Regions from separate parts of the Homo sapiens genome. Here region 1 is linked to region 2. The links are chromatin loops, found by intact Hi-C in ENCODE. Cell type or tissue: heart left ventricle. All regions are shown on one strand. Each heading gives the region's core, and the rest is flanking DNA. Links, peaks and the distances in the headings are about the cores only. Region 1 holds the start of RORA-AS2 (RORA antisense RNA 2). Region 2 overlaps RORA (RAR related orphan receptor A).

The links. Hi-C counts contacts between places; a loop is a spot of excess contacts. Peaks named below come from ENCODE experiments on the same cell type or tissue, not always from the same donor. Only the 100,000 strongest peaks of a DNase experiment are listed, where the experiment ranks them.
Region 1: it touches region 2 in a loop (3.0-fold over the local background); 3 of 110 quality-filtered maps call a loop at or near these places.

What each region holds. Positions count from the first base shown.
Region 1 is chr15:60,680,559-60,689,865 of GRCh38, reverse strand. All of the region lies in intron 1 of RORA (RAR related orphan receptor A), which reads left to right. RORA-AS2 (RORA antisense RNA 2) reads right to left here and starts at 8,297. Exons shown (of 2, transcript NR_120319.1): 1 at 7,871-8,297; 2 at 2,617-3,139. In heart left ventricle, for the core only: no CTCF peak of the experiment used is centred there; no DNase peak of the experiment used is centred there.
Region 2 is chr15:60,747,388-60,756,694 of GRCh38, reverse strand. All of the region lies in intron 1 of RORA (RAR related orphan receptor A), which reads left to right. Among named protein-coding and RNA genes, the nearest start is that of RORA-AS4, 12 kb to the left of the region's middle. RefSeq lists a silencer at 4,969-5,163. In heart left ventricle, for the core only: no CTCF peak of the experiment used is centred there; a DNase peak (open chromatin) is centred at 3,938; H3K4me3 peaks cover 924 bases; H3K27ac peaks cover 1,843 bases.

The sequences.
Region 1 (9,307 bases), core at 485-8,484, 67 kb after region 2:
AAGTTCCTGAAGCCTCTCTCCTAGCTTCTGGTAGTTGCTAGAAATCCTTGGCATTCTTGAGCTTATAGCTATGTCACTCCAATCCCTCCTCCATCTGCATGTGGCCTTTTTCTCTATGTGTTGTCTGTGTCCCTGAATGCACATCTCCCTCTCCTTCCTCTTACACAGATAGTAGTAATTAAATTTAGACTAAATCTAAATACTTAGTCTAAGTATTCAGATGACTGGTCCCTGGACCAGTATTGCCTCATCTTAATTATATCTATAAAGATATGATTTCCAAATGAGGTCACATTCGCAGGTATCAGGAGTTAGGACTTGAATATGTCTTTCTGGGGGATGCAACTCAACCCGTTACAACCTTTTTAAAACTAAAATTTAAAAAAAGACAAATGGAAAAAGAATAATTTAAAAGAGAAGAACTGTGCTAGTTGAAATCAATCAAAATATAACAAGGTATGTCAATCTCCAAAAGAACCCATAGTTTATTCTGAAGCTCGGGGCCACCTTAGTGTCTCATCCCAAGGACATATGGGCCTTTTTTCCTTCCTTTCTCTATGGAACATTCCAATGCATTCCTGTAAGATGCATTGCCATCAGATAACATTGCTTAGATAATAGAATTCACTGACAGCTGACCACTTTCAGCTTTGCACTGCCTATACCTTTTGATAATCACAACAGCCTCATGAAAAAGGTATCCTTACTTCCATCCTACAGATATTGAAACTGAGGCTCAAGCTAAGTAGCTTGCCTCAAGTGAAACGACTAGTTGGTAGGTGAAACTGGGCTTGCAACCTGGGTCTTTCTGACTCCAGAGGTCATCCTCTTTGTATTACAGGGCACTAACTCCTGGAGATTTATCAGGAGGTCCTGATGAAAGGGCTCACTCCTGCCTTGAGGATTTTGTGATCAGTCTCTGAGGTAGCACCTGTACTGCAGAGGTCTCCACAGGCCTTTGGTTGCTGGTATGTGTTGACACTGTAGTCATATGCCCTATAGTCATTGGCTTAGGCAAACACCTGTGTGGTAGCTAAAGGGTGGTGGTTTTCCTAGGAGTCAAAAGTTGTCCCAAGTCAGCCCCTGGGTCTCTCACTGCATTCTCGAGCACTGTGTAAAATACATGGTACTAAGCAAGCCTTATTTTTCAGACCTTTATCAGCATATTGGTTATGATTACCATTTTGGCAAGTATTATCAGATTATCCATCACCATAGGGCACTCCTGAAAGTAGCCAGCTATGCTATCACACTTTCACTTCAGACTTCACATAGGGTTCTCTAGAAAGGATAATGCAATTAGTACTTGCCATAGGAAACTGGGTCTCCTAACAGTCACAGAGAGATGTTTGCAATATTAAAAACTAATATTAGGTCAACATTGCCTTGCTTTATTTCATTTTATCTTCACAGTAACCTTGTGGAATAGTTATTTAATATTAACTTTTCTTTCTTATTATTATAATTTTATTTGTACAGGTGTTTTATAGAAATTTTAGAAAACATAGACAAAGAAAAATCAGTCATAATTCCTCCACCCAAACATAATCACTCTCATTAATTTGGTGTATGTATTTTTTGTCTTTTTTCTATACATTTTTTTTTCCTTTTTTGACAAAATGATATACTATGCTTTGGGACTTTGAATTTTTTTGTTTCTCATAATGCAGCTGGAACATCATTGTCTCTGATTTATTTTTCTTTATTTTAATGATGGTAGCGCCTTCCATTTGGTAAACATATCATGCTTTATTTGCCATCCTCTACTGCTAATATTTGGGTGTTCCCTTGAATGTTTTGCTGATATAAATAATATTATGATAACTCTTGTGTATATTCATGATTAATTCCTAAAATTTCTAGTGGTGGAATTTTAGAATGAAAGAAGAAATCTTTTTCCTCTCCTTTTAGTGATGAGGAAACTGAGGATCGGAGAGAGTATCTTGCCCCAAATTATATAGCTGGTAAGTGGCAGAGCTGGGAAAAGAATCCAGATTTCCTGATTCTAAAATCCCATATGGGAACATAGCTTGTACATCTAATCTAACAATACCAAACTTTTCTTCATAAAATCTGTGAATGCAAGGTAAGTATTTTGTTGTTGTTGTTTTGGAGACGGAGTCTCATTCTGTCACACAGGCTGGAGTTCAGTGGCACAATCTCTGCTCACTGCAACCTCTACTTCCTGGGTTCAAGTGATTCTTGTGCCTCAGCCTCCTGAGCAGCTGGGACTTCAGGCATGCGCCACCATGGCTAGCTAATGTTTTTGGTATTTTTTGGCAGAGATGGGGTTTCACCATGTTGGCCAGGCTGGTCTCAAACTCCTGACCTCAAGTGATCTGCCCGCCTCGGCCTCCCAAGAGAAGTATCTTGATGGCTACTTTCTTTTCTTGAGCTTTTATCCAGCAATCACCAATCCAGACAAACTGCCTAAAGTTCTGTAATCAGAGGGGAGTAGAGAGGCTACAAATAGTAATGATCTATGATTTCCTAATTTATAATTTAATCAGTTTTTCATATGTCTTCTTCAAAGTGTTAATAATATTGATACTCTAAAAAATTCTTTATGGACCCATGGTATTCTATATATCAGGAAATAACTGGTCACCACCTCTCTACTTTTAAATATTTGTTTAATACCCCATTGGATCCTAGGGCTTTTACTTTTCATCTTATCTGAGAGTGGGCCTCATTTCCTCCAAATTTAGAACTGAATTTCTATTGTGTCCACTTTGGCAGATTCCCTCTCTTCTCTAGGTGATTCAAGACATGAGTGAATGCATGGGGTTTTTCCTTCTTCCATCATTACATAGTGATACCCTTGGTCTATCTATGCTTCTGCCATCAGTAGCAGACTTCGTTCTGGGGGGAGCTGCAGACCAGGTGATATTTCTTCAGTCTTTACTTGCCTTGACTTGGTATGCTGACCAGGATCCATGCTCGATGAGGTATGATTTAGGTTGTCTATCCAAGGGCATGATTCATGCAAACTTCCCATAGTGTCTGACTTGCTTTGGGGCCAGCAACTCCATAATCTTTGGGCCATCCTCATCCAACCTGTTCTGGTAGCTTCGACTTTGGGGGCTGCAGCTATAGCCGGCATCCAGGCAAGTCACCCACAGACAGTTCACTTCCGTACCTGCCCATATGAGTGACAAAGATAAACAGATTTAACAGATTGCAGAGGCACATAAAGTAAAGCATTTCTGGAAAAGCATGGTGTAAGCTGCTGATGTTTACCTGAGCTGAATTATTCACTTAGAAGATAAAACTGCTCAATTCTAGAAGGCTAAGCTGAAAGTGTTGATATCAGTTCACACCTCTGCCCTCAGAGCTCCAAGATCAAATTTAAATCAACCAGGTAATATCGAATGGATAGCATCATCTTCCATACAGACACTCAATAAAAGGAAATCAATTTGAAAAAATAAGGCTTCTTATGATTCTTACTATACATAAGTACTAATCATACTTTGGGACGAGTAAATAACAAGAGAAATTGCCCTCCTTACATATGGACTTTTCGTAGTGCATTGAATAGTAATCTCTGAGAAGAGGGATGTTTCCCAAATAAGTTTTGTCTGAAGATTTCTTTCTCTGATAGACTGATGGTCTCTTTATGTTGCCTTTGCTGGGGAACCCGGAATGAGGCTTTGTCCTTGGAACTGTTTTGTTAAAGATAAAGGCAGGACTTGAAAGAGGGCATACTTCTGGTCTGCCTGTCCAAAATTAAAAGATATTTCTGGGCACTAATGTCAGGAAATATGACCTAGAGATGGAGAGCAATCACAAATTTTTTTTTTGAATTCAAAAAACAGGAAAAATTCCTCTTATCCATTCCCATAACCATTTTTCAAACTAAAATGGAATATTTTTCATGGCGTCCAAAGCACCTTGGTTGGTAAAAGAGCTGAAATATTATTGCCGAAACAGCTCAACCTAGGCTCAAATCGAACATAAAAGAAACCTCCCATTATAGTATTATTAATGTTCATAATTAGTATATCTAAATGATTTTTAAAGGCTTTTTATGCAATTACAAAATGTTTGATTGTCGTAACATTGCTAATGCTTTGATGCCTTCCACGTGTTGTCCTTGGTCCCTGCAACCCTGGCACATAATTTATTTCTCTTTTGAGTGAACTCTAAGCATTAGTGTCCATTAAGAATTTTTGAAACAAAGTCCAAAGATTACTTGGAGCACTTTCAGTAATATGTACTGATTATCATTAATAGTTCTTTTGTCCTAGACAAGGACATTGTTTTGTAACATCATTTTGTTTGGCGAGGCCCTACTCGGGCTGTGTTCCGGATCCGCCTCGTGCATAGATTTTCTTTTTGACTATGTGTAGAATGGAGCAGTCTCCTGGGACAACTCAGGATTGAGGAGGAGGGGGACATAAGGCCAGCACAAAGTGATATTTTTTCTTTAGAAAACAATTATTAGCTATTCAAAAAAGAAGCCTAAATTCTAGGCCTCGTTTCTTAGCTAGTGTTCATGCACTGCGTGTAAATTTGCCGTTTTAACTGCTAGCGCCTCACAATGAGGAAGTCAAAAAGAAGTAAGGAGAGCACAGCGGATCCAGGAGACCACAGCCTTTGCAGCATGCTTGTTGAGAATGTGGCAGGGAGTGGGTTAAGTGTTTGGGTTTTATTTGGAAAATTCTTTCCTTAGCTCTCCAATGCTGCCTTCCCGGATTATCCCGTTTAATAACAGGATTAATGGGTTTTGCCTATGTCCAGTCAAGGGTTGTCTCTCTGTTTGTCTAATATAAAGTGGATTCACAAGGTGTATGCAATAAGAAACATACTTTAGTAGGAAAGAGGTACTATATCCTGTGCCCCACGTGAATTATCTTACATTTTACTATAAACCTAGTCCTAAGAATTTTATTCCCATTTTATGGAATAAGAAAAGAAAGGCTCAGAGAAGTTAAGCTATATTTGCCCAAGCGCTCATAGCTTAAATAATAGGTGTCTTCTTTAACTCAGACATCTTGCAGGGAGGGAGAATAAATCTTGTGAAAGCCTTCAGATTTGGAGCCCTGCTTTTCTAGGAATTAAAGGAGGAGTCAATGTGCAAGCCTGGTGTAGAGACATGAGTTGGGCCAATTCAAGACTTTGTTCATTATCACTCAACACATCTCTTCCTCCCTGCCACATTCACTTGCAAAGTAAAAATATTGACATATTTTTAAAATAAAAGGAAATCTACATGGCATGGTTTTGAGTGGTTTGTTTGTTTGTTTGAGATGGAGTCTCGCACTGTCGCCCAGGCTGGAGTGCAGTGGCGTGATCTCAACTCACTGCAACCTCCACCTCCCAGGTTCAAGTGATTCTCCTGCCTCAGTCTCCCGAGTAGCTGGGATTACAGGCACCCACCACCACACTTGGCTAATTTTTTGTATTTTTAGTAGAGACTGTGGGTTTCACTATGTTGGCCAGGCTGGTCTCAAATGCCTGACGTCATGATCCACCCATCTCGGCCTCCCAAAGTTCTGGGATTACAGGCGTGAGCCACCATGACCAGCCTGTTCGTTTTTTAATGCTAACACAGAATTTTTTCATGTTTATAATATCTCTATCTCAAAAGTTGTTTTCTCGTTGCAAAAGAGGACAAAAGAAGACACACAGGCTGAATACTGGCAAAGTGGCAGAGTGGCATCAAGTCTAGGGCCTTGTCCAGGATACAAGGCCTCTGGAAATGCTGGTTTGGTAATTGCAAAATTTGGGAAGAGGAAAAATGCCACCTCTTACTAAAAAAAAAAGAAAAAAAAGTAAAATTAACTGGATACCCAGACAATTTCCTAAAAACCAAGAGACAATTAGAAGTCAGTCAAGAAAGTTAACTGGTCCAAGATTTGGCACTGACGGGAAATACCAGCTTACATTCCTGAAGTGCTCTGTTCTGGGATGACTATAATGAAACTTCCCTACTGATAACCATGGCAGGGCTAAATCTGTGATATTTTCATGACATTTCCTTTGCTTTACTTTGAAGCATGGCCAGTTAAAGAGAGTCAAGCATTTTTGCTGTATTAGAAGCTCAACTTTGCTTTGGACCGAATATTTTGGGGCCTTTTAGCCCTCTTAGTTTTAGGGGTTTAATTGGCAATTTAAAACTTCTGTCATATTGTTAAGTTAGAAATTGTGCTCAAGCATTACCTGGAAATCTGGAAATACACCTGCCGTGTGTGTGTGTGTGTGTGTGTGTGTGTATGTGTATCTGGGTAAAATAGAAGGAGTCTTACAGCTTTATCAAAAGGTGCCATTTTTCTCTAGCCCAGATAATTTTTAAAGATCTCCCAAGAAAAGTGCATCTTTTACTTATATAACCTTTTGTGGGCACTGTCTTTTTTCTTCTTTGGTTGTTAAAGGCAAGAAGAAAAAAGTTTCAGGGGGTTACCTTTGATTATGAGCCACATTGGATTTCTTACAGTGAGAAATAGATCTGACAGCCTGTTGCTTGGAAAGATGTGGTTTGGCTTGATAGCTTAGAAGCAGGGCAAGGAGCCATTGGTTGATGAACTGGAAGGGAAATTAAGAAATCATGTTGGCTGGGCAAGGTGGCTTACGCCTTTAATCCAGCACTTTGAGAGGCTGATGCAGGAGGATTGCTTGAGGCCAGGCATTCAAGATCAGCCTGAACAACATGGCAAGACCCCCATCTCTACAAAAAAAGTAAAAATTCTCTGGGCATGGTGCCACATGCCTGTAGTTCCAGCTACTAGGGAGGCTGAGGTGAGAGGATGGCTTGAGCCTGGGAGGTCAAGGCTGCAGCGAGCTATGATGGTGCCGCTGCACTCCAGTTCAGGCAACACACTGAGAACCTGTCTGGAAGAAAAAAAATGTCACTGACTACCTCATTCTGCATATAAGAAAACTAAGACCCAGAGAAGCTAAATTATTTGCCCAAGTCATCCACCGTGTTCACTTTGGGCGCAGGGTGTATGTGTATTTTAGGTTTAGAAACTTGGTTCCACCCCGTCATTCACCACAATTCTATCAAGTCCCTATCTCTGTAGAGAGCATTACCCTGCTCGTGGTCTGTTTGTGAATCTCTGGGGAAGGATCTTGGTGTTCTTCCCAGTCATTTGGAAGTGAATCAAAACCTGCACAACAGCTGGACTTGGTTCGATGCCCTTCGGTAGTGGGGACCAAAGTCCTTGCCTGTGCTGATCAGCAGCCCACTTGGATAATGCAGCCACTTGCTAGTGAGTAGGCAGCTTCCTTTTGTTTATTTTTTTAAATTTAAGACTGGGTGTCACTGTGTTGCCCAGGCTGGACTTGAACTCTTGGGCTCAAGCTATCCTCCTGCCTCAGTCACCCGAGTAGCTGGGATTACGGGTACCCACCACCATACCAGGCTCTTTCTCTAGACTTTAGAGAGTAAAGCGAATGGAGCTTGGGATCTAGAATAGAGTACACTTACTTTAAGGAACTTGGTTCTCCGTCTCATGCTGTCTTCCATCAAATATGAGGATATTTTCTAGTCAGAGTACTTGGTCTGAAAACCAGAGTCCTAGGCCATGAGTCAGTATGAAACTGAGGGACATCATGAGTAGCAATGGCATAGCTTTCACTATCACATGGTAATTCAGTTTGGTTAAACTAATACTATGTGAGTTGCTCACCCCTTACCAAAGTCATTTGTGTCACACTTCCCAATTTGTAAAGCTCTTCATACATCCTTATTTCCTTTAATTTTCACAACAGTCTTTTAAGTGTCATCATGATTGTATACAATTTTAAAAACCAAGAAATTCAGGACTAGAAAAGTTAAGTAACTTGTTCAAGGTCTCTCAACCTAGAAGCAGGAAAATGGGCTATACACGCAAGCTCAGGTCAGCTTGACTCCAGATCTAGTTACCTTAAGAGCTGCCTTTATTCTTGGATTCCTCATTAGAATCAGAATTATTTGCTTCCTTGAGACTTATTGTAGTTTATCTTTAGTAAGCCTAATTCTCCCAAAAATCTCGATTCAGAGCTACTGCTGGTGGTAGCACTAGGTTTGCATACGATTTTTTTTCTGAAGGCCTTTCTCCTTCCACTTGAGGAAAAACACTGGCAATGTATGACTGCTATGAGCTCACTGAGGCTGACCTCTCCTCCTGGTGAGAAAAACAGGAATCTTGTAACCTCTAGGAAAATGAGAAAAAGAAAAGGGGAGACCCATCCCTCATTTAAGGGTGAGAAAATGGCTGCTGGTAACAAACCCAGGCACACATGCCTGCTGCGAATGAAGGCCTAAGGTGGGCAAGTGTGGGTAATTCGGTCAGCTGGATTCCTGGCAGAATACTATGTTCTAGAATATTCCGGAACATTCTAGATTCAATTCAATATGCTCTTCTAGTAGTAGGGACTGTGGTTTCTGTGTGTTTGCATCAGCATCTGAGTACATCTTTCACCCAAACTCAGGATGAGTCTTCCTGGTTTAAATATGGCTGAGGGCACTCCCATAGGTTTAAATTATTTACAGAGCTGACTGCTGAGTGGTATGCTCCAAGGAGTAAAACTTTTTTGAGTATTTACTCTTTTGAGGGTACATCTACACTAGTGTTTTTAAAGATTTGCCATGAGTGTACTTCCAGTTTAATATAACTTTCCACAGAGAAATGTCTTATTATGCCAATTAAACTTTCCTGAGCCTCAGTTTCCCCATCTGTGAAATGAAAAGGATGTTTTCTGCTTTTTTTGGTACTTCTATGGAATCATTTACTATGAAGTACTAGAGCTTCTATGGAGAAATTAGGTTTCAGAGGATCAAAGAGAATTCCAATACATTTTCTGATTTTTTTCATTAAATTTGCCTTTTGTGTGTTTGTATTGTTTTTGTTTGTTCACTTTCTCTAGGGAAATAGACTTCTGTCTTCAGAATGGCTAGGTTAAAAAAAATTAAATATCATGCACAGTCGTATCTCCATAATTAAGCAGTTGTAATGCAATTTTAACAAATATTGCTCTTGTGTCAGGAGTGTGTCTTCTAAGCTTTTCTCCATAAAAATGTGTTTATTAATTGATTGGTATATCTTCATTGGCTATAATAAATATAATTTACATTCTTCTTGTATAGGTTAAGGCTGCCATATAAAATACAGAATGCACAGTTAAATTTGAATGTAAGATAAACTACAAATTAGTATCAGAAATTCAAATTTCACTGGGTAGCCTGTATTTTATCTACTAAATCTGGCAACTCCAATATAAGTGTAGCTCCCAGTTATTTATATTGATTATTAATTGACAGTTAAACAAAACTGAGGGACCGAGAGATTGTGTTGTTGCCAAAGTCATGCTTCCTCCTGGA
Region 2 (9,307 bases), core at 543-8,542:
TGTGATTTATTTTTATTCTTTGTTTATTTCTAGTGAAATAAAAGAGGATTTCTGGCTGCTATTAGTAAACACATCTATACAAAAAATTAAAAGCCAAACTGGATATAAGCAACACCAAACTTTCCATTATTAACATTGATTTTTGAACTTAACGGAGAGATCTTAATGGGTTATGTGACAGGTAAATGCAATTCTGAAATCCAGTGAAGAATACTTTGACATATATTTATAAAGTTATCATCAGATGCACAGTCTTTATAAACTTTTCAAATTTTACTTCAGAATTCTTCTACTATTTGTCATTACCAAAAACCCGCTGTGGGTAAGAATCAGACAACTTAATCAATTAAACAATTAACCAAAAATAAACATTTTAAATTGCCTCGTCATTCAGTTGCCACAATAACTGGTAACATTCAGCTCCTCACCCAATGGTGGAGGGTGACGAAGTCATGAGCACAGGTAGGTGATGCCAAACTCTGCTCTTTTAAATGAAAACCATATGTAATTATTCACTACATTCATCCAGTTATTTAAGTAGAAATTAAAATATCTGCTATTATCACCTTTAATGATATGAACATTGCAGAAACTTTTTTTGTGAAACCCTGGGTTTCCCTCAGTTTGGGAGCTGTCACTTAGGAGAAGGTGGAGATATTGAGGGATGATAAGCCCCACAAGGGCAAGGATTTCGTTTTGTTCACTGCTACATCCCCTGTACCAGGACGGTGCCTGGCACAGCACAGACACTTTGCAGATATTCAGTGAATAAATGAATGAGTGAATGAATGAATGCAGGTTAAGCCGAAGTCAGAGTTTTCTGCAGAGGTATGGAATGGAGTGGACATGATTTGCATGGAGGAGAGAAACTGCTGCAAGAACAAGAGAGGGAACAAACAGGAGATGAGTTAGCAAACAACCTTGTAGGTGAAAAGGCAGATCGTTTCCATGAAGAACAATCATGTATCCCACAACCATTTCTTGAACAGCTTCTATGTGTTGGGTTTGTGGAAAATGCTATGGGATTCAGAGATGAAAAAGACTCAGCTCTCTGCTGGAGAGGATGTGGAGAAATAGGAACACTTTTACACTGTTGGTGGGACTGTAAACTAGTTCAACCATTGTGAAAGTCGGTGTGGCGATTCCTCAGGGATCTAGAACCAGAAATACCATTTGACCCAGCCATCCCATTACTGGGTATATACCCAAAGGATTATAAATCATGCTGCTATAAAGACACATGCACACGTATGTTTATTGCGGCACTATTCACAATAGCAAAGACTTGGAACCAACCCAAATGTCCGACAATGATAGACTGGATTAAGAAAATGTGGCACATATACACCATAGAATACTATGCAGCCGTAAAAAAGGATGAGTTCATGTCCTTTGTAGGGACATGGATGAAGCTGGAAACCATCATTCTCAGCAAATTATAGCAAGGACAAAAAACCAAACACCACATGTTCTTATTCATAGGTGGGAATTGAACAATGAGAACACATGGACACAGGAAGGGGAACATCACACACCGGGGCCTGTTGTGGGGTGGGGGGAGGGGGGAGGGATAGCATTAGGAGATATACCTAATGCTAAATGACGAGTTAATGGGTGCAGCACACCAACATGGCACATGTATACATATGTAACAAACCTGCACACTGTGCACATGTGCCCTAAAACTTAAAGTATATATAAAAAAAAAAAAAGACTCAGCTCTCATCTTCAAGAAGTGCACTGAGTTTACGGGGATAATAAGAGAGATATCCATTCCAGACTGAGCATACACAACCCACATTCCACAGACATTAGAAGGAAAGAGAAAGGAGTCGAAGGGAAGTGCTAGCTTCAAGAAGCAAGAGAATGGAGCCCTATTTCCAGCTTTGCCACCAACTGGAAAGTCATTTGCCCTCTCTGGGTCCTAGTTTCCTCATCTGTATAAGAAAGGACTAGGACCAGAGCTCCTCCAATGTGCCTGTGCAGCAAACCTCTGACAGTCTATGGGATTTGGAAATTCAGAGGAGGTGGATGTCAATGTTGGCAGAGGTATTGTGGACATGTATCCTCAAGGATGTGGAAGTTGAGTTGTCCCTGAAGAATGAGGGAAGGGCGTCAAAGTTGGGGGTCAAGCATTTCAGGTAGAAGAACTAGGAAGGAATTAAGCCATGAGACTAAAACAGCCCTAATAATTTTTTGATGTCCATTTTATGAAGTAAGAGAAGTATGAACAAGCAGACTCAGATGATATGGATGCTACAGTACAGCTGGAATTAGCAAGAGTTTGTTTGGAACAAAGGGTCAAATTCATCTAACTGGAGTAATCCCAACTTTGGAAACCCCATATGTTGGTGTTAAGAGCAGTCTTCTAAAAGAGCTAAGTGAGAAGAATGCACAACGAAACCTCCATGGTAGTGAAACAATGATGTAAACAAAAGATGATGGGAAAATGTGACACGTTCTCACAAGGTGGAAAAGCAGCCGATGATTTTCAAAGCAGACAAATAAAAATACCTCATGCTATATTGTGAATATGGATTTCTACCCAAAAAGGGATGCCATTAGGACTCAAAAGACTAACACAATATAGGAAGTAACCATAATTCTATTGAGGCCAAAATTGAAAACATCATCCTTATTCAGACTCATTGAGAGGAGGTTGAGGAAGAAGAGCAAGTGAGTAGCCACGGACCAGTGTTCCGGGTCTGGGTCAAGGGCCTTGGCCAGTTGCTTAATGTTGGTCTCTTCATCTGTCCAGTGGGAGTAATAATACTTGCTCCACATGTATCGTGATGCTGTTACAAGGATCAAACGGGATAATAGAAGTGGATTTGCTTTAAAAAGAATCAAGTGCTGTAATCACTGGACTAAAGCAATAGAAATTCATGCATTTGTGATGTCTGTCTAGTATATGAACAGCTTGTGCAAACACACTTAAAGTAGTTCCTTGTATTTGCAGAGTGCTTCAGAGCTTGTCAGGTTCCAAAAAATATAAAGGGATATAGCATGGCTTTATATTCTGAAAACCTAGGTTTGGATTTCAATCTCATTGCTTCCTAGTGTGATTTGGCGTAGTGTTATTTAACACATCTGGGCTCAATTTCCTCATCTGTAAAATAGACAGAGATACCTACGCATGCATGGTGGTTGTGAAATTCACATGTGATAAGGGATGAAGGGTGGAGAGGTCAGTGCCTGCCCATGCAGGCCCTCAGAGCACACTGGCTGTTTTTATTTCCCTGTTCCGCTAGGACATAAGCTCCTAGGGCTGACCACGTCCATTGGTATTCCCAGTTACCAGCAGAGTTCCTGAGACAGAATTGGTGTTCGATAAATACTTGTTGAATGGATGGATTAACAGAATGAACGGATGGGTGAACACCCACCCTGTAACAGAGATGAAAGACGGTAATATCTGCTATCTTGGGTAAGAAAACCAAGGCTCAGAGAGTTGAAGTAACTGTTGAAGGTTCGTGTCAGAACTAAACTGCGAGTAGGACTTAAAGGGGTCCCTTTTCTACGCCATCCACGTGCTGCTCCCTGTTCTGAACCTCTAACCTTTGGTGGAATCATGGGCTACAGTTTTCTGAGCTGTTATTGTCATATCTTTTAGAAAACCAGAAGCAATAATATTTGCCTCTGCTTTATTTTTCTGGACTTTTGTTCAGGGCTCACAGAGTAAAAAAATTCAAGTCAACTTTTACATTCTTCTTGTTGTTTTGAAAAGGGGCCAAAAAGCAAAGCAAAGAAACATAAGCAAAATCTCAAATATCTTTGGTTTTGACAGTCCCTGGATGGCTGGACATAGCCCCAGGAAAATGAATCTAATCTGCACTGAAAGGTACAGTTTGTTTCTTTCTCCCACAGACAGACGGAAATGTGTGTTTGGGAGGCTGATTCATCCAATGGCCCCTGCACCAGGCCTGGGACCAGCGCTATTCATTATTTGCTCTGTTCCTCTTTCGTTTACAAGGTCAGAGTCGATGTTTTGGTTGTTTTCCCAGCAGTGCTCTACTGACCGACTTCGCTCTAATCCCTTGATGTCACTTAAATAAACTCGAGGCGGGTGGGGGTGGGGGGAGCAATTTGAGAACTCCAATGATTTCCTACCGCTGTTGTTCTCGGCGGCAAATTAATTTGATGCTGTTATGTAAGTGTAATCATCCTCTCTAATCACATCACAGGATTGGGAACTGCCAGAAATAACAGAAGGGAACATTGGAGATATCAAAGGGGAGCCACTAAAATAGATTGTTTATTTAGGTACCAAATTGAAACGCTATTATTGGGAGATGGAAAACAACCGTCGCCACACTTTCCTTTCACACGTCCCTGCGCTTTACATACTGTATTTGTCAGGATGCATCAGCCAGAAGGAAAAGGAAAGAGGAAATCAGAGCTTCCATTTGTGCCATCGGGAAGGAAATGGGGAAAGTCAGAGGTGTCTGAGCGTCAATGGGCTTTTGTTGGTGCGCAAAATTTTGGTTGTGATTACTGCTCTAAGACGCTTCTCTCTGCCTGATGTTCTTTCCTGATGTCTGCCCTCTCTCTTCTTTATTCTTTCCCATACTAGCCCATTGCCTTCTCCCTCCCCATTTTTTTTTTAGCAAGTCAAAGAAGACTCAGCCTAGCTCGGATGATCCTTCTCCACCTCCTTATTGATGGCCCTTCTCTCAAGTGATGGGGACCCTGGAGATAGGTTAAATGCATACAGCTTCCCTATCTCCTCACACATGTTGTCGGATCTCTTCCCAAACTCTTCTGCTTCTACCTAGACATGGAGTCATAGGGGTGAGAAATAAAGTCCCATCCTTACTTGGAGTGTTTTACAGAGTGGTCTATGCAGTTTTGGTAGAGGAGCTTAGAGGCCTGTTTTTGTTCCTCAGCTCTGTTCCTCCTCCCTGGGCAGATTGTTTACTGTTTCTGAGCCTCAGTTTCTTCATCTATAAGAAGGGATAGCGACACCAAGCTCAACCTGGTGCCGAGAGGATGCAGGAAGGTAACACCTGTGAAAGCCAGGCCCGCAGTGGTCAAGAAAGCAGGTGCTGGAGTCAGAGTCTGCAGTCAGAATTTGGGATCTGGGCCCCAGCACTACCACTCAGCTGCCCAGGACCTTGGTCAAGGTACTTATCTCTTTACACCTCAACATCATTTGTAAAGTGGGATAAAGAAAATACTGATCAAAATAGCCTGAGGGTTAAATAAACATGCATATTTTCAATGATTGGCATAGCGCCTGGTCTACTAAATGCTAGCTTATCGTCATTATTATTATTCTCATTGTTATTATTTATTGTTGTAATAGCAAAGCTTAATTAAATAATAATGATACTAATGATGGTGATCCGTTTCCTGCTAGTCCCACTTCTTATTCCCACCACTGATCTTCACGCAACTGCCAATTCCTCCTGATGTTATTTGCCATAAGTAATCAATACATGACAACAGGGTTAGAATCACTGTTGAAGGAGGCAGAACAAAGTGAACCATGGACAGGTTGTAGAGAGAGATGCCCCGCCATGGGGAGGGAAAGGACATTCAGCTGAAGGCTCTTAGGAGACATACTCCTTAGGGCCTCTGACTGTGGGCTGTCCCTGTTCTCCTGGTCTCCCAGGCCCTCTGCACTGTCTTGGATTCTGCTCCCCACCTGCCTTTCTTCCCTGCTCTCCTCACTGCCTGCCTGAAAATGCCTTCTGCCAGCCAAGTCCTCACAGTGGAGTGAAATAATCCTTTTACCGTGGGGTAACGAGAGGGACATCCAACCTGGAGTTGGAACTAAGGTGCTTGAATCCTTCCCTGCCCTTCGCCCCTCAGATGACTGTGTTTATGGACCTAGGTGGCTTTGTCTATGAAGCATGCATGGCACAGTGCCAGCCAATTCCCTCTTTCTGAAGCAACTGCTAGAATACTGAATACCTTCCCTGAAGGTAAAATACAAATATTTTTTAAGTGAAAAATGAAAATACATTTCTGAAACTGTTTTCTACATGCTGATCACAAAAGGGAATAGATTACTATCCATGGTCCTCTTTTGCTCTTTTTCCTCTAATCTAATCTCAGTTTGATGTCCTCTCTCCTTGAAAGATTATATACATAGAGAGCCTAATTATTAGGCTGCCCAAAACAGCTGCTATACCTGGACAGAACGCTCACTGAGGTTTGGTCACCAGACTCAGACAAGGTTGAACACGGTAGCATCTGGGACAAAAATATGCTTGCAAAAATATATTGAAACTGAAATTTTAAAAGGGATTCTTTCTCTGCTTCTGTTTTCTAAAGAAAATTATCTGCACAATTGTTCTCTGTATGTCACTTCATTTGACATGAACTTTTCAAACTGCAGGTTTTAGCTAGCTAGTTTATGCCTAAAACAAAGGAAATACTGATTGAGGAGACCAGTGGCATGGTGGAGAGTGAGTCCTTTCTCAGCTGTAGATATGACCTGGGTCTCCTAGGCTTTGGAGTCAGACTTTGGCTATGCCACTTTCTGGCTGTATGGCTTTGGGCAAATTACTTAACCTTTTTGAACCTCCATTTCCTCAACTGTAAATTGGAGCTGATAATAGTATCCATCTGTAGGGATGTAGTGAAGATAATATGAAATAATAAATGAAAAATACTTGGCACATAGAAAGGTTTTGATTAATATTAGCTATATTGTTTTTAAGACAGAGTCTTGCTCTGTTTGCCAGGCTGGCGTGCACTGGTGTACTCATGGCTCACCGCAGCCTCGACATTCCAGACTCAAGCAATTCTTCCACCTCAGCCTCCTGAGTAGCTGGGACTACAGGCGCACACTACCACGTCAGACTAATTTTTTGTAATTTGTAGTAGAGACGGGGTCTCACTATGTTGTCCAGGCTGATCTTGAACTCCTGGGCTCAAGCAATCCTCCTGCCTCGGCCTTCCAAAATGTTGGGATTACAGGTATGAGCCACCGCACCCAGCCCTAATATTAGCTATTATCGTTATTGTTTTTGTTATTTAGATTTAGATCTTTAGGTGCCTAAAATCAGGGAACAGAGTTTCTCTCCATCATATCCCCTGGTAAAAGGAGACAGTGTCTAAGTGTGCTAACAGACAGCCTGCAACATTTACCTGGGCAATTCTGGTTTGCATTTACTTTTTCCCACAAAGTTTAGTCCATTAATGTAAGGGTTACTTAAATTGATCATCAACTTATTCTCCCTCTCTTAGCTAGTGTAAATTAATCTCCTAAAATAGCTAAAACAGTTCAATATTTGACTACATATCATAACTCACCACCATAGAATATTAGTTAGAAAAAAATAAGCATTTACAGAAATCCCATTAATTTACATTTCATCCCTGCTTAGAGCAATTTGCAGTAATTCAATCTGGATCAGGCTACGTTAAGTTTTACATCTATGTTTTAGAGAAATAATTTACTGGAAGAATTAATGGTGCAAGTGAGATTGTAAGGGATGTACTAAACTTTTAAAGACAGTAAATATTTTTATAACAATAATAGTCTGTATGAAATTAAAATTTGTAATTTATAGGTGGATGTTGTTCAATGAAGGCATAGAGCCATGTTTCTCAAAATTCCATCCAAGAGAGAATAGGGGGAAAGACCACTGCTCATAAACTACACCCCACGACTTCTGAATCAGGATCCCTGGGGATGGACTCTAGGAATGTGCATTTTAACAAGCTCCCGGGGTGATTCTTATATTTACTAAAATTTATAATTATCTATTATACAAAATATTGACAATCACTTATACATTGATTAAGGTAACCGGGAAACTCCTTCACAGCTATCTAGAGTTCCTCCGTGTACTGGAAAACACTCGAGCTTCCTCTTTTAAAAATATTCTAGAATACAAACACTCCCACTAGTGCAGACTGATCTCCCCCTTAAACAGGGAGGTGTTGCTGAAACATACCCCAACTTCCCGTTATCAATGCCATGCTTCCTGCATTATAACCCTGTAATGGAAATCCATACTGCCTAAAAATTAGGGTGGTAAGAGTGGGATTCAAAGAAACCAGGCTGAGACCTGGGAGGCCTAGAAGGAGAACCAGGATAGAACTGAACAAGGACTCAGTTACTGAACCAGGAGCTGTGTTGGTCATAAGGTCATAAGGTCAGGAACCTAGTTAAGAACCCAGCTCAGGACAAGTTGACTAAGAGGCTGCCTTAATTTGAAGCCACTGCACAATCCACCTGTGAGTTGACATATAAGTCAAAGAAGTGTGAAACATTAACATATATAAGAACCACGTGAGGAGGAACCTCTTACTTTATTTGAATGCAGATGGTTCAATCTCTGGACCCATTCCCTTGTTAACAAAATAATCCCTATGTCTGAAGGCACTAATTTATGTCTCCTTATGTGTGTGTGTTTTTTTTTTTTTTTTCGCTAATTATATCAGTATTGGCTTAGGACTACTTTTTTCATCCATTTCTATGTAAACTATATGATATAGATGTGCACACATGTGCAAACACACACATTTTAGGCCAGCGCATTTATGTCCATACTTAAAATATTTTAAATTAGGCTTTGACTTAAAAGCAAATCTTTTCATCTTATTTTATAATGGCAAAGGATGTGCAGCAAACACAAAGTTGACCCAGAGGTTCATTTATGCCACTGTTTGCTGGAGATTAAGACCATGGGGCGAGCAAGTTTGCTTGTAACTGAAGCACAGACTCTTGGCCATTTGCAACATTTTAAACTTTAACAAGTGGGCAATGCAATATAAATGATGCTTTAAACATTTATGCATTGGGTGGGAATCTATATTAATTATAAAACAAAAGGCCAAGTCCTAGAAACAAAGAAGCATTATTATTTTTTTTCTTTCTGAGTTGCTTTACTAAGAATTAGATCCCTAAAATAGAGGCGTAGAAACAAGAAAGGTTCTACCTACTAGATTTGTAGCTTAACTGGGAGCCCAAGACAATTCATCTGAGAGCTTACCATGGCCTGTTTGCATATTCTGCTCCTTGCCTTGCTTGTGTCCTCCAGCAATCACATACTGTGCATCTCAAAACCGCCTCTCCTTGTGCACAGTAGTCATTCTTGTGGTCCACATGGGAAAGCCTCACCTATTCTGAAATTCTGAAATGGTGGAAGCAAGTCCAAATGGTAGTAAGTTTATAAAGTGTCTCTGGCAGGTGATTGGAGCATGTTAGAATTTTTCTTTCTGTATAAAAATATTTGTATGTATTCTTCTATTTAATAGATCGAGGCTAAGTAAAGAGATGCCAATTTTAAAAAATCTGTTTCGATATCTTTGCTCTACTTCCAGTCACTCGAACCCTACCCTTGATTTA